2 separate regions of the Homo sapiens genome follow, and region 2 is linked to region 1. Evidence: read pairs that join two places in POLR2A ChIA-PET (ENCODE). Cell type or tissue: Panc1. All regions are shown on one strand. Each heading gives the region's core, and the rest is flanking DNA. Links, peaks and the distances in the headings are about the cores only.

Region 1 (8,701 bases), core at 348-8,347:
CAGAACCATGATAATAGACTAGACATTACAGAAATATAGACTTCAGGTAAACAAGAGGAAAGATTTTTCTAAAAAGTAGAATTGTTTATAACATAACATGTTAATGAGAGATGTACCAAGCTGCTTAATAGAAATGTGAAGCAGAGAAAACTACTTACCCAAGCACACATAAGAAATGTTCCAGGATAGGTTGGGACTTTGTAGGAAATCATTTCTGAGATCATCCATGGCATTAATATTTTATATTCAGTTGATATTGTTATCTAATGCAAAAGAAGCAATTGGAATTATTATAATTTCCTAAAATAAGAAACTTTTAAAATCAACTGACATATTCAATAAACTTAATATTTTGTAGACTTCATACAAAACCGTAAATTTTTTTTTTTTCTTTTTTTTTTTTGAGATGGAGTTTTGCTCTTGTTGCTGAGGCTGGAGTGCAATGGCGCCATCTCGGCTCACTGCAACCTCCGCCTCTCAGGTTCAAGCGATTCTCCTGTCTCAGCATCAGGAGTAGCTGGGATTACAGGTGCATGCCACCAAGCCTGGCTAATTTTTATATTTTTAGTAGAGACAGAGTTTCCCCATATTGGTCAAGTGGCCTCGTCTCCTGACCTAAGGTGATCTGCCCGCCTTGGCCTATTTTACAATTTATATTAAATAACTAGAGTTGAAAAAGTAGTGTAGCACTGGAATTCAATTAGTAAATTCAAATGTATTCTGTGTTTAGTTAAAATCAGGAATCTTGCCTTGATAGTGTTCAAATTCAATTGTGAATGGCAAATCTTTGAATCTCACATCAGTTCTCTCTCTTGGATTTTTGAGAAGAGTCCTGAAGTCAGTCATTTTCTCCCACAGTGGTACCCTGCCTAATGCATTTGCTAATTGATTCTTTTCATTTACTTATTACTTTAAGCAGGTGACATTCACATACTATATTATGGCCTCTTATATGTGAAGGAAAAATAATTTCCTAACAATAATGCCTGTGTATACAACTGTACGAAGATGCTGCAGCAGCCTCATGTCATCATTCTGATCTGTCTTTCTGGAACTTGCATTTCCAAGACAGATTTTTGCCCTGCTTCTGCCACACAGACTTACAGTTTGCCAAAGCCTTGCTTCAAATTGACAACCTCATTTCGGAGGGATGATGATAGATTACACCTTTCATATTTCCAAGTCAACTTAATTTTCTTGGTCAAAATGCATACCAAAATTTTGGTGCTGGTGGCAGTGACTGTGAAGGCGGGGAAGGTTATATTACTGTTGACCAAACAGGTTGGTGCTCAAGATTTCAGCAAACCAGCAGGTAACACATATATCCTCACCCTGTTGAACTGGAGCATTGTCATGAGACTAAATTTCACAAGATTTAAACAGAATTGGACTTTGTCAGTTCCAAGCAGACAGTTTAATGAGCCAGTACATCGTTTCTACGTCCCTCTGCCGCAAACCTGTAATGTTCTATCCAGACACTACTCTGCCCACCTTGGACCTAAAGTAAAGGCACCATAGAACTACTACACAGGCAGTGGTCTCAACACCTGAGAATGGTGTTGAGTAAAAATATTCCTTTGTTGTGAGCCTCTGCAGTTCAGGGCTTACTTGTCACCACAGCACTTCCTAACCTATCCTGATTGATTCAGAAGTGTAAGGTTTGAGTTTTCTCAACTCAGAGATTTGAATGAAAGGAATTATAAACCAATCATGTCTGGCATTGAAAACAATGTGTAGAGGCAAAGTGGGCAGGTCTCCACGTGAACATGCAGAAAGAAGAGCACCAGGGTGAATCAAAAAGAACTCAGCTTCCAACAAGTCAAAAGAAACTTAATGTAAAATAGTTAATCACCTTGAATGGAAAACAGGAATTTTGCTAATTTATGTGGCTGATAAAATAAACCATAGAATAAATTTTGAGTAGAAGAGGAGAACATGTTGCTGTAGATAAAGATATTAGGATGAGGTTTTTGGCTTCAGAAACGGAGAGGAAGTGACAGCTTTTAAGGACAGGAACAGGAAGAAATAACAGAATTTTGAAATGTGTTGAACAGCCTGGATGTGGGAGAAAAAAAAAAGTAGGTTTGTTAGTGATGCCAAGGTAAAGTGATTGAAAAATGAGCATGCCACCAAATGGAGAGAGAGGAAAAAAAGAACACAGAAAGACAGATGAACACAAAAAGGGGAGAGGATGGCAGGTAACTTTTGCTTATACCCAAGCACTTGGCACAATGAGTCTAGTACAGTAATTTACATGGGGTCCACAATGTTCCTTCTCTCCTTTAGAAAAGAAGGAATGGTCACTATTTTGTATTACTTTGAAATAATTTATTTATTTTGTTATAAAGTCAAATTAGCATACCACTTGAATGAGTTCCATGTACATATAGAGAAATTAGTTTATGAATATGTGGAAATATTAAAGATAGAGTGAGGTAATGTCAAGAAAATCTCAATCTTTGTTATTTCTGACGAACCATTTCTAAAACATAAAAATGAAATAAATTAATGTTTTTAGACTATAAATATGAACTCATCTATATAGTTTCTCATGAGAATATGATAGTCTGTTTTTATTTAAAGATAAACATTGATGCTGCTTCAACCAAGAGAATGATAACCAGAGGAAGAAAATGCATGTTAAGGGTGAAAAAAGTAACACTAGAATATCTTTCTATGACAATGATATGCCAGTGATGAAAGTTAGAGCTATCACTGTCAGGGATTCCAAATCTTCTAAAAGGAAGCACACGTTTCAGAAACTTTTTCTGTTCTACTCATATTTGAGGCTAGGACTGCAATGATCATGAAACAAGAGCTGGAGACAGAGATGATTTCACAATTTCTAGCTGCATCATTTTCCTCTTTATTGTTCAGAAAACTGAGGAGGATAATAGAGTATGTGCAGATCATGAGGGTGCCTGGTGGCATGAGAAAGCAGCAATTTGGTCATCAATACTGGGATTTGAGATGCTAAGGTAAACTGGTAGGAGGATATATCCTATTTGGAGACATCTCCTTTAATCATTTATTAACCCATCAACAACTTTTTCATCAAGCAAGTACCACCTGCCAGGCATAACTCAAAATATGGGGGACATACAAGTACATAAGCCAAACAAAATTCCTTTATCTAGCAGGGTTTACAATCAAAATCAGAAGATAAACAATGAAAAAAATGCAAAATATAGCACATGCTGGATGTTATTGAATAATTTAGAAAAAAAATGGAAAAGATAAAATGAAAGTGTGTGGTATCTGGAGCAAAATTTAAAATATTTTGATCAGAGGAGGCTTTATCTGAACCATCTGAGAGATAATCTGCGAGGAACAAACACTTCGGGCAAATAGTAGTGACTGATATAATCAAGAATGGATTCCATGATGAGGCTTTCTAAATGGACTCAGGGAATTAAAGCAGTGGTTTTTCCCAGAGCACCAGACCCCAGGCTCCTTTGTACTCTTGTTGGTAGAAGGCCAGAAGGTAGAAAACACTCATTTCTGGAACATCCAGCTCACTCAAATCAAATAAAAATGTGGGACTTCCTTCTCACTTTGTCAGTTTAACTTCCTAATAAATGCGAATGTGAAGGTGTTAGCATTTTTTTAATGAAAATAAGTGTTTGATCTATGTTCTCACCAATTCCTTAACACAAGCCACTGTGGGAATCATATACCTGGTATACATGTCTGAACGAATAAAGTAGCGCTCATAAAGCTGTAGGTGCTTGGATGCATCTTAGATTACACACTAAAACTCTCAGCTTTGTTTGGGTGTCACCTAAGCATACATTCAAATACAAATACAAGAAGACAGTGACACATATCTGAATTTGGGTCTGAAGGTAGAAGTCACAGAATTTTCCTGTGAAACAATGAATGTGTAAATTAAGCTGCAAAAGCATTTGGGCAAGGGATTTTGTTGTTTTCTATCTGTTTTAATTCTCAATACTCCACTGTTTAGGTATACTTCAGGACTTTAAAAATATACATATCCCCTAATTCACATGCACTGTTCTTGAATCTTTTCAAACTCCTTCCTTTAAAAAATAATAAAAATGTTGAGTATTCTACATTTACATTTTAATATTAAGGATTTTTTAAATAAAAAAACATTTACAAATATTTAAAGCATTAGATTTATATCTATATTATTTTCTTGAATAATTGTTGGTTAATTTTTATAATTGGAATTTGTGGTAGGAAGTTTCTCTCAATATTTTTACTCTCTTATTTAATGTTTTGTGTTATTGCTGCAAAGCTAATTCCAAGTCAAAATCTATCATATTAAACAGTAGAATATAATTTTGACAATGTGCAATGTTTATATTTGAACTGATTATAGTTTTTGAAGGGAAATAAAATATAAAATCAAAAGTAAAATATACATAAAGAATAAAATATAAATAAAAAGAAAAAAAGGGGATACGTGGGCCATAGAATATTCTGTAGCAGGAATTCTTATTCTGCATTCTGTGAAATGCCATGTTTTGTAAGCAGAATTAAAGGGATCCCTGAACTTTTATGAGACAAACAGTATATCTTTATTTTCACTAACATTAATGGAAATTATTCTTCTCCTTATATATGAATATAGGCAGCAAACCACAAAATAAGCACTACATGACTTTCTCAAAATAGTATTCACACATTTTCATATCATATTGCAGTGATTGCAGTTGCCTTTTGTCATAATTTTCACTTGCTATTACCTTGAAAAAAATAATTAACAGCCCTCTCACTAGATCTTTTTATTTAATCTATTAATAAATAAGTATATGGATTGCTTAATCACAAATGTGTTTTTCTAATATTTTGATTACTATATTTCAATGTAATCTACTGTATTCTAGTCCAATGTGTTTTATACGTTTAATTTTTATTCTTAGTGGGGAACATGAGCTTCAAGAAATTGTTAAAAAGTCCAAGACACCAAAAAAATTACATATGGGCTTTGTCATATACATTTTTGAACTAAATAGGAAATCCTCAAAATGTCTGTCATATTAGAAAGTTCTCTTTTCTCTGAGAGTTGTGGTGGTACAATGAAAAAGCAGTCTATATCTTAACTTCTGTGAATTGCATCAAGGAAAATAAAAAATGCCTTTCATATTTCTGCAGTAAAGAGTCTTGTGCTAAAGCTTTATCATTACACTCACTAGAGGAATTCTAACTTCATACAATGCAGCATTTCCTAATGCAGTGCCTATAATATCTGTATGTGTGTTTGTGTGTGTGTGTATGTAGGTGCATGTATATGTGTGTATTTTTCATTACCCAATGAGATACTTGATTTCTTCCCTATTCTGATGCAACATTTTCTTTTTAAAATACATGAAATAACTTATTTAGAGACAATGCATCTTATTGAAGAGAAGCTAATGGCCTAAACATTTTTTACCTCATTTCCTCAGATTTTACAAAGTATGTTGCATAGTGAAAGGGAAACAAGATTTGATTTCATTCCCAATTTTGTTACTTACGAGTATTTTTATTTAAGTTTCCGATTTCCTCATAAAAATAATAAGCTTGTTTTTCACTTGCTTCAAGAGGCTGTTGTAAAGTTCAAATGAAATACAAATAAATGTATAGTAGAAGATATCTTTTCATTACTAACTAGCTTAATAAACAGATGTTCTCCATTCCCTTCTGTAGACTGTACCCTTCTGGTGGCTTTGGCTTTCTGAATGCCAGGGAACAACAGGCTCCTTGTCAGCCTAAGTTCCCCACAAGTTTCACTGGTGATCACCACAGAAGAATTTTTGTCAAATCTGTTGTCTCACTCATACTTGTTATTCAAATTACTCAACTCAGTTAACGAGTACACAAACCAATGGAATATAAATGTGAAAAGCAAAAGATTTGTGGTTTGGAAATTTGGAGCTTTTGGAAATTTGGAACTCTCTAATACAATTTTTAAACTATGTTATCAAACTGATTTTGTGTAAGAAAATATGAAAGTAGAAAAATAACTTGTAAACATCAACCTAGAAATTAATGAACTCAGATCATTTCCCATTTATCCTCATGTTCTAATATAAGTTTAAAGAATTTGAACCTGGATTTTGTATGGACTGCATTAGCGGTGTATTTTATTCAAGAAAGACAAGGGACTTCAATTCCCAGACTGCTAAGTTGGCTCATATATGGCTTTACTTACTCATCAGTACAACATTATTATTATTTTATGCTATGTGTTGGGCTCCCTTTTAGGTGCCAGGTATAATGAGATTAATAATACAAAATAACATTGTTATGAAACGTATATAACATTGTCGTTGACTAAGCAAGTAAAATATTATAGATTGTAACATACTTTCAAGTGATATAAAGAAAAATAAAGCTAGCTAAGGGATAAAAATGAGGTGAAAACCTTTTAAATAGATTTGACTGGAATGGCTTCTTTGCTGTGCTCATAAATGAGCTCAGACCTAAATTATGTGTCCTGAATTATTGAACGGGGAGAGACGATTTCTGGCAGAGGATATACCAAGTGAAACATCCATGTTCAAATATATTTGAGGAGAAGCAAAAAGTCTATTCCTGATGGAGTAATATGTGTTTGGAGGCGCTGAAAAAACATTGTGCTGATCATATGAGACCAGGTAAGGGCTTTGATTCTATGCTAAGTTGATGAAAAGTCCTTGGAATGTCTTAAATATAGGAATGTCATGATCTGATGACTTTATTACTTAAAAAAATGACGATAGTAAAATGCAAGTAATTTATTTTAAAATTAATGTATAAAAGTGTTTTAATTTAAAATATTATATTTAAGGAGATATTTATGTGTCTTTGCTATAATTGGTATTTATTTGTTCTTGAACAAATTAAGTAGATTTTTACTAAAAGTACTCACATATTTTATGAAAGTAAACCAGTATATTAATAGTAATAAAAACTGGTAAATCTTGAAGTTTTGCTATGTACAATGAATCTTACTTTGAATTTTAGAAACAGGTTTTAATCAAATCTTCATAAAAGTCCTATGAAAAAGCAATAGACTGTTTTGATTACATGTTTGACCTCTAGAATCAGATTGTTTAAAAATGTTTTACTGCTTTGTTATTTACTACTTGAACAACTCTATGCCTATTTATATATCATAGTCTACAGACTATCCTCTATAAATTGTGGAAAATATTAGTGCATACTCCTTGTGCTTTTTATAAGTGTTATATAGCATAATGTAGTACACAATCTGACACACAAACAATATTAGCCATCATAATTGTTCCCTTCCCTTCAAAAATGAAAAAAAAAATGTTTTAATTTTGAAATTTAGAAAGGTAAACTCCTCATGCAGAAGCATATAACAAATATAGTTGCCACATTAAGACATAAACTTGAGTCTATAGATTCTGAAGACCAAGCATCCTAATTAGTTAATTCTGCAGTAATTCTTTGGCTTTGAGTAATGCTTTCTACCTCATAAATTCTCACAGCATCTGGAACTTCAAAATTCATGGGTATCAGCAAAGAATGAATAACACAAATCTTTCTGCTTCCTGATGATTAGAATGACTTTGTAGCAGAAATGAACAGCCTCAATGTTTTTATGTTCAGTAAATTCATATATCATTCTTGTACAAATAAATGCACATTGCAAGTAACCAAATTCCTATCATAACCCATGACCTCATTATCAAAGCTCAATTTCTGAATATTGAGATAAGTGTATTAACTTAATGTAAGATTATGTGTTTCTAAAATAGGTTTGAAAAAATTATAAATTTTCTGAATATTGAGTTGAGATATCAAGAAATATCCCCAACAAAATTGTGAACATAAAACAAGAGTAGTTGTTCTAATCCTAAAGAGCAATATTTGTTTTTCAAACTACTATACAGAGTTTCTGTAATTTAAATAGACATTTTATAAGACAAATATGTTCAACCTTTTCAATTATATTGCCTCTGAATCCTATTATTTATATATACATGTTTTATGTATATATGTAATTTATACCTATTGTATAATATTTTGTTTTTTCTCAAAAAAATTCCAGATTTAAAGTTGTGTGAATTATTTATTTCCAAATAAAATCAGTAGCACATGGTGAAAATTTCTGAATTTCAATTATTTCTAATTTAGGTTAACTTTGTAATTGATATTTTTTAATATACTTATTTATTTTGGGAATGATTTTTTTTCAAGACAGTCTGTGATATAGATTTTGTTTGCCTTATCGTGTACAATTTTTGTTTTCAACTCAAATAATTAAAGATGGCTTTTTTTTAAAGCCTTGGAATCTCACTTTTCTGTTTATTCTAAGGTGTTAAAAACAAAAGAAAAAATATTGGGAAATGTATCTGCTCTGTATAACCATATGGAGTAATATATATAACTGGAATGTAATATTATTGAACATTATGCAAATCCTAAAGTAACATGCAAAGTTTATGATTATTTTTATATGTGCTAAGTGTAAGTCATACTGAAATATTCCTCTGAAAATAAATATTTTCCAGAAGGTATGCCTTAAATTCCTATTTTATTCAACAAAAATGCTACACACAAACAAGATCTTTCCAGTACTAAAAGATACAACATGAAGCTTCAGTAGTGAAAAAGCAGAGTTGAAAAATAAATAGATTCTGGGGTTTTCTTGTCATTATATTCAAATATATATACTAGTCATTTGAGACCTAAGCAAAATTCATATGAGATTTCTTTATATAAATAAAAATTTGAGAGACAT
Region 2 (8,412 bases), core at 352-8,351, 150 kb after region 1:
CGAGAGGCTGAGACAGGAGAATTGCTTGAACCCAGGAGGAGGAGGTTGCAGTGAGCCAAGATCACACCACTGCACTCCAGCCTGGGGGACAGAGCAAGTCTTCATCTCAGAAATGATAAAAAATCATCACATTACATATCAAAAAATCCAGTCAAATGCATTCCTATTATGAGGGACAAATGAATTTAAGCCTGCCTTTCTCTATGTAATACATTACTACTAAATGCTACCATATCTATGCTATAGTGAAGTATTTTTAAATATGAAAATTCTTAGATATCATGAATAAGTGGTAGTGTAATTGGTTAAAGTCTGTTTGTATAGCAGTCACTACTCATATAATAAAGCAGTTGAAGACCTAGATTGATTTTAGAATGAATCATGCATCTCATACTGGTGATTAAAATCAAAATTGGTTATTTGTTCATTACGAATTATAATAATCAATTAAAATTGCAGCATACATCATAGCATGCTATATGAGAATAACTATAAATTTAGTGTCACTATAAAAATCTTCATTAGATTGATGGAATATTTATAATCACAGAATAAAAATGCATCATCTAATATTAAACAAAAACTGAGCTGGCACAGGTGTGTTTTTCAGAGGTAACTTTTCATGAATTTACCAACCAATTACCAATATTTGTTTAAATAAAGATAACTAGTAGAATAAAATGGGCTGGGCACGGTGGCTCATGTCTGTAATCCCAACATTTTGGGAGGCCGAGGCAGGTGGATTACAAGGTCAGGAGATCGAGACCATCCTGGCTAACACAGTGAAACCCCATCTCTACTAAAAATAAAATAAAAAAAAATTAGCCAGGCATGGTGGCACGTGCTTGCTGTCTCAGCCATTCAGGAGGCTGAGGCAGGAGAATTGCTCGAACCCGGGAGAAGAACGTTACGTTACAGTGAGCCAAGATCAGGACACTGCACTGCAGCCTGAGCAACAGAGCAAGACTCCATCTCGGAAAAAAAAAAAAAAAAAAGAATTACTTAAAATCTGTAAGTTAAGATTAATAATAATTATTTTTTAAAAAACTCTTTTTGAAAGACAGGATCTCATTCTCTCATTCTCTCTCCCATGCCAGATCATACCTCAGTGCAACCTAAAACTCTTGGACTCAAGGCATCCTCCTACTTCAGCCTCCTGAAAAGCTAAAACTACAGGTGCACACCACCACACTCAACTACTTTTATTTTTATTTTTCTACAGATGGGGTCTTGCTATGTTGCCCAAACTGGTCTTGAACTCCTGGCCTCAAGAAATCCTTCCACCTTGGCCTCCCAAAGTGCTGGGTTTAGAGGAGTGAGCCACCATGCCTGGACCAGATTAATAATTATATTATATTTTCCAAGGAGTTTCCATTTTAATATTTATTATTTGATTAACCAGTGTGATAGTTATATAGTCAATTGAAGACATAGCACATTAACTTTGTCATCTACCCAGAGGAAATGTTTTCATTAATGCAGAGGTGCAAATGATATGAAGCCAGAACCAAGAATGAATTCAACGTCTTCGAGAAACACTTTACTGATGGCGAGATCTGGTGGTTTCCTAATTATTTTGGACTTAAGCCTTTCAGCAATGTGTAATTCCTTTGAAGTTATATTGGTTTTGTCTATGGAAGAAGCATATTGTTGGAAATAAAGGTCACTAATGTAACTAATATTTTAGATAGATTGATGAAAAACAAACTCTAACCTTAAAAAATTATAACTTCTGAATGGGACTTATTATCAAGACATTATGTCTTTGTATCAGATTTATAAATGTCATTTTATTAAAACTGAGGTTTATTGAGCTTTTCATGGAAATTAGGGACCATATTAGCATTCTATAAATTAGTTAATTATAATTTGCTGTTCAAACTCTGCCCACTCCAATTGTACAAAAAGCCACTAAACTTTAAAATCATGTTTTCGTATTAAAATAGATGGAACACAAACATTCAAGTGCAGTTTTTTTAAAGTCTTTTTTTGCACACAAAACTTATCCTAGATAATTCCTGAAGCAAAATACTGATTTAGTATTTTCTTTCCCAGTTCTACTAACATCCCACTGTGTGATCTAGAGAAAAGTACTTTAGAGAGTACTTTGCCATGCATAAAAAGGCACTTATCTTCTAATAAAATTCTATTGATTTAAAATAATCTACCTTTCTTTCTTTATAGAGGTATAATAAGGGTGTAATGAAGAATTTTGAAGTGCTTGTAAAGTTCCTTGAAATCTTTAAAAGAATAGTAGAGGCCTTCAATTGAATGCAATTCGAAAGAATTGAATAGAGACCCTAAACAGAATGCAAATCAGGCCTCTTGCCAAATGTGAATCATAATTGTCCTTATTTATTGAGGGTGTCATAATCACCATCATTACTTATGAGTGCAGCTGTTCATATTGATTGAATTTCCAAGGTATCCCAGAAATTGAACAAGAAACACAGTTTCAATCCTCTGGGAATTTATATTCTAGACCTGCACTGTCCAATGGTAGCCACTAGCCACAGGTGGCTATTTAAATTTAAATCAATCAAATTTAAATAACAAATAAAATTTTAGTTCCTTTGCCATATCATCCACATTTCATTTTTTTAAGCTACCTCCTACAGAAAGGTATCATTCATATTTCAATTTCTCAGTAGCCTTATGTGGCCAATGGCTATCATATTGGATCGCACAGATACAGTTAATTTCCATTATCACAGAAAATTCTATTGAACAGCCTCTTGTAGATGCTTGGTGCACATATGCCACTATAAATATTATTCAAGAATACAATTTATACAATATAATTTTATTGCATAAATTGTAGTTCATTAATTTTGATAGAGACTTTTAATAGAGAAAATAGATAATCTACAAAAAGTCAAACATCTCTGTAAGCATTCTGATATGAATCAACTATTTTCATCTCAAATACAAGAGACAGGATCTAGCACATTTTAGGTGCTAAATAAATATTTGTTCAATTAATAAATTCATAAATGAACAAGTATTTTGTGTATACAAAGAGATTTCTGGAGCTCATTTTTCTTGCTATTGAAAGGATACCATATACAGTTTTCAAAATAAGGAATGATAATATAGTCTGGAAGAAAAAACACATTAAGCAAGAAATAGAGCATTGTGCAGGTCAAGTGCTTGATAATGCAAGGGAATGTTTAGATGAGCAGTCTTCATTGTTAGAAAGAATAAGTAAGATTTTTTCAGATGGAGAAAGGACTTACAGAGAATTCTCTAGAACAGTAGGTAAAAGAAAAATGAAAAGTCTGATAGATAAAAGGGCAGTGGAAACCAAAGCGTTGGGAGTTGGGAAAAAGGCTGATTCATTTTGAGGGGATAAAGAGATTATGAGTATTCTGATGAATGAAGGATTCCAGTTGGCAAAGTTGAATGTAGTATAATCAATTTAGATATTTTTCATTAGCAATGGTTCTTCTGAAATTGTTGTAATTTAACTGTTTTAGGATAATTAATTGTTTTTCTCTGAAAAAAAAAACAACAGAAATAACCCAGAAAACACAGGCATAACATAATGCCTGTTTAGACTTATTTTCTAAAAATGACTAGAGATGTGTGAGAACCAAGGACCAATGGGTCCCAAGAGACAAATCATACACTAATAGAGAGTTACATAGAAAAGCTAATCTGATTACATTGTGAAACTGCTTCATTTCCAGTGGAATGTGTGCATTTCAATGCTAGTATAAGCCAGATGGCAGTAGCCTTTGTTCTAACAGGGTCTGACGATAGTTTGTATATTTAAAATGTCACAACTACACACTCACTTTTCTTCAGTAAACAGTAAAGAACAGCTGCTGACAACTTCAAGTGCAATTACTTATCTTCTCTACAGAGCCATTTTGATCTTCCTCTTCACTCACCAGAGTATCAAATAAAACTGATGTTCCCAGTACACAGCATGGTTCTGAATAGTGTGAAGATAACAAAGCTAGCTTCTATTAATTACCATTCTATTAGCTGATACTGGTAGCTAGAATTGAATGTCATATATGAGTAATGCTGAGAAATTATTGTAACTAATTAATTGACACTCATAGTTAGAAATGTATTCAGTGTCTCCAGTGATAATAATGTGCCATGAAAAATAAAACCATTTGAGAACTATGGGATAGAGATTAATTTAAGGAAATCATCTTGAACTCTTCCTAAGCTCTTAAATCACCCCTCCAAATATTCTTATTTTTCAAGTGCACATTTTTATAAATTTTTATTGGGGATGTGTATGCAAAATTGAACAAACTGTAGTAGAAACTAAAACAGTAAGAAACAAAAATAGTAAAAAAAAAAAAAAAAAAAAGAGCATACGATGAAAAATAAATTCCCATTCTATTTAAGACGCCAGTCTTCTTCCAAAAGGTAACCACTATTATTAGATTTGTGTGTATTAATTTCTTTCCAGAAAAAAAGTCTGCCTCTCACAAATTATAGGTAATGCTATATATACTCCTAATAATGGCAAAACAGTATTCCTATACAAACTGTTGTTTAAAGTAGAAGAGTATTCTAAGGTATAGAAGGATGTGTATGACTTTTCAGTGAGTCAGACATTTAACTTGTTCTTACTCATTTTCAAATGCAAGCATCTGTTACATATCTTCTGACATAGTGTTTTATATATCTTACTTTGGCACACCTGAAGGCTACTTTCTGAAAAAGTAGTGTTCCAAAGATATATTTTTGTAGATATTTCCAATTGGTTATCCAAAAAGGATATTTTCATATGTAATTATATCAAAAAATATCCGAGTGTATGTGCAAGGAACTGCATGAGGCAAGGAAGAAAATTGGCTATTTTTTGTATATTCTTTTGTAATGCCTCTGAGAGTCTATTTCTAAGGCTGTGAATAATTAAGTCTGTAAGTGAATAAATAATTTCAGCAAAATTAGATTTGCTGGCCATTTTTAATTTGATAAATATAACTGCATGATGTTTGTTTTTAATTTTAAATGTATTAGACAAAATGTCAAAGACAAATGCTGTACAGTTATTTAATTTAGCAATTTCATAGAGACACAATCATAAATGGTGACTCATTATTTTCCTCCAGGAGAAACTTTCATTTTCTCCTTTTAGATATGTGATATACATATAACATATATTATATATAATTATATATATGAATGTGATATATATATAATTTCAATTTCAAAAACTTTAAAGACATATGCCCTTTAACTTAGACTTGAAAAATGTGTCATTTATTAAATTGAGTTGAACAGACTTCTTAGCCATTACTATGGAGGAATAGAAACTTAGCATTAGAATTCCATAATCTTAACTCACCAGTTAGGCTAACAACAACAACAACAACAACAAATTGCAAGCTCTACTGGCTTTAGATGTTGATCAATACTTATGAAGTCATGAAATGATTAATAAAGAATTTCCTTGTTTATAATCCTCATTAGGTTGTTTCTTAAAGCACCATAATTCTTGACTAAGCATTTTAAAATTCTAATGATAACACACAGTGATACGCAAATGTGATAAGAATTATCTTAAAAAATGTACTTAATATAAGAATCCCTCCTGTGTTCATAAAGCACTAAAATAATAATTCTAGAAACTAATAAATATAAATTTACAAAAATATATGGTCAATTTTAAGTGGCAAGTATGCTACTTATGTTTTCAATTTAAATTTAAATTTGCAGGTATCAAATTATGGCCATAATTGATAATGACAATTATATTTACAATATAAATGTCAAATATATTTCCCTACATGATATACACTTATGATGATACCCTCTCAATAGATAATTCTAATATGAAAAAAAAATATTTGCAAACATTTGGACAAATGTGACTTTCACATCCAACTCCATCAAATAATGTTTAATATTAATAGACTTAATTCTGGGGAGATATATTTGATCAATCATTTAATTTTACAATGGCCAAATGTATCTATGTAATTAAGTGCATGCATCTGAGTGCTGTCTGAAAGCATGTATACACATATGACCATGTGTTGCTTAGTATAGACTAAAACATAGATACATTTGTTCATGTGGGTAAAAGTTTTGGCTCATATTTGATCACTCTTATGTAATTCACTTATATATTTTCTAAGCAATAGTCAACATTCAATGCAAATAAAGAAACAGATTAATAACTGAGGCTTTTCCTTATATCTATGATGTTTTCCCTCTTGTGTTTTTCTGTTCTGAACTGTTCAAGTCACAGTATTTTCTAAAATTTCATTCTCTTGCAGAGCATCTTATAGAGACACCTAGTGGCAAAAGGTAATGGTGGCTTCCGGGACCATCCTTAATGTTGAGTTAATGGCAGAAAGTTTTCATCATTTACTTATTTGAACCACAAGAGGTAAACTAGATTATTAGCATAAGTGTTTCTAACAAAACTGTAACCTAAACTAATTCCAAACATATTTAATACTTCTTAGTTGAATAATATTTCCTTTAATTAGAACAATAAATATTTAAAATAAAAATAATACAAAACCATGAATTAAACTTTGCTATTGAATGAAATTATAAAGATTTAGAACAGTGATAAAATATAACAGCTTTATTTCAGCTATTTTGAAAAAATCAATAATCGATTAAGACAATTTAGGACCTTTAAGAACTTCTACAAAGTTAATCGATATTGAAAATTATGTTTCTGATAGGACTCAATATTTATATTCCAAAGGCTTCTGGCTGTAATTCCTATATAATTTTAAATTTAAATATTTCATTTCATTTTGAAAATATAAAAGTAATTTTAAACTTAAAATAAATTTTCTGAAATGTTTATATAATGTTAAAAGTTAATGACTGAATAAAAAATACAGAAATAAGCCTTTTGTGGATGACGTGTAAGTTATATTTGTTGATGCAATGTATCTACAGCTAGTGGCTATCATTCCTAGGTCAAATGCTTCTAAATTTAATGAAACGTTCATTACAAGATTTTGTTTTTATTGTCTGAAATTACATATTACTTCTTTCCTTCCTCTCCCTTGAATATAACCCATACTTAAACAAAATTGCTTCCAAATAAAGTTTTTATGGTATAAAGTAAAAATATATATATTCACACAACATACGCAGGGGAAAGTTCAAAAAAGATTGCAGTACCTCAGGAGACTGCAATGTTCATCACCTGAGATATATATACATCTCAGAACATAGACATATTATCAGACTCTATATCAATATTAAACATATGATTAACCAGATTATAACACAGTATTATCCCAAATATTACTAAGAATAAAACAATATCAATAATAATTAAGACGTAATTAATTGCAAAATAAAGTGGGTAAAATATATTTACATGGAGAAACTAACTACATAGTTATCAAAGGAACAGGCACATGTGCACTCAGCCTGCACTGGGTCACTTACTATTATCAACTTTTCTCTTATACCCGGGATGAACGGCAGGTCTAATATTACAAATATTGAAAACATGTCTTATGAAAGTAAAGACCCCTTTTTGGGGATGGAAGTGTCTGGTTTCATGGAAAGACCCAAGAATACTTACTGTAGAGATGACTCTAGTGGAGTTTAGCAGATGACTCTTCAAGAAACTCGCTTTCTATCGATATTGCATTTACTTAGGGGTTTTCCAGCTTTTTAGTACACACCAGATGTATTCACAAACATTCCCTCTGAAAGTCTTTCACATTCCCTTGTGTTGCCTAGACACACCTATAAAACGTAATTCTATTAAAGAGAAAAGAAAAGTAGCGCCCTTGTTTGCAGCTAGGAGGAACCACTCCCTTTTCCAGGATCCTTAACAGTAAGTACACGAGACAGCAGCATTCTGAATGGCAGGAGGAAGGCAGGCGATCAGCACAGGGCTGGAATCATCTGTTCCTGACCACCAGCAAGCCTGGCACTGCCGGGGTTATTTCCACTCCTCCCTTTCCCAATCCGAGAATTGCACAGTCCCACGCTCGAATTACACACATGGTCCAAGACTTCTCTCTCTTCCTACGAATGTGACATCCAAGGGGGCCCCGGTTGCGCCGCCCTAGCCCAGGGACGCCTTCGCCCTCGGCTGCCATCTATCGGCCACCGAGCGCCCGCTTCGCCCCGGGCCCATCATGTCTGCTGCAGCTTGGCTCGCACCAGAGGCGCGACAATAAACAAGTGCACTGGACTGGGCCCTGCACCCGCTCCGGAGCAGCTGTCTCAGAGACCCGGTGTTGCTTACCGCGTTGCCACCTCCTCGGCGCCCGGGAGGAAGACGCAACTTTCTCGGAGTTTTTTTTAGAGCCACCGGGCTGCCAGGACAAGCCACAGGCATAGAACGACGCGGTTGCTGCCCGCCCCCCCCTTCCCCCAGAAACCCCAAAGGATGTCGGTGATAGAGAGTTCCAACTAATGACGATTGTGCGCCGCATCTGGGGAAGGGAT

What was found. Peaks named below come from ENCODE experiments on the same cell type or tissue, not always from the same donor. Only the 100,000 strongest peaks of a DNase experiment are listed, where the experiment ranks them.
Region 2: POLR2A ChIA-PET joins it to region 1 with 13 read pairs; 2 of 35 experiments call an interaction of 5 or more read pairs at or near these places.

What each region holds. Positions count from the first base shown.
Region 1 is chr13:87,511,208-87,519,908 of GRCh38, forward strand. MIR4500HG (MIR4500 host gene) reads right to left here. Exons shown (of 6, transcript NR_033829.1): 2 at 159-263. Among named protein-coding and RNA genes, the nearest start is that of MIR4500, 100 kb to the right of the region's middle. In Panc1, for the core only: no CTCF peak of the experiment used is centred there; no DNase peak of the experiment used is centred there.
Region 2 is chr13:87,663,302-87,671,713 of GRCh38, forward strand. It overlaps SLITRK5 (SLIT and NTRK like family member 5), which reads left to right and starts at 8,070. Exons shown (of 2, transcript NM_001384609.1): 1 at 8,070-8,412. LOC124900338 (formin-like protein 5) reads right to left here. Exons shown (of 2, transcript XM_047430855.1): 1 at 7,535-8,412. MIR4500HG (MIR4500 host gene) reads right to left here and starts at 7,662. Exons shown (of 6, transcript NR_033829.1): 1 at 7,535-7,662. RefSeq lists an enhancer at 7,797-8,298. In Panc1, for the core only: CTCF peaks have their summits at 6,278 (motif pointing left), 6,508 and 8,066 (motif pointing left); a DNase peak (open chromatin) is centred at 6,270; H3K4me3 peaks cover 1,223 bases; H3K27ac peaks cover 1,652 bases.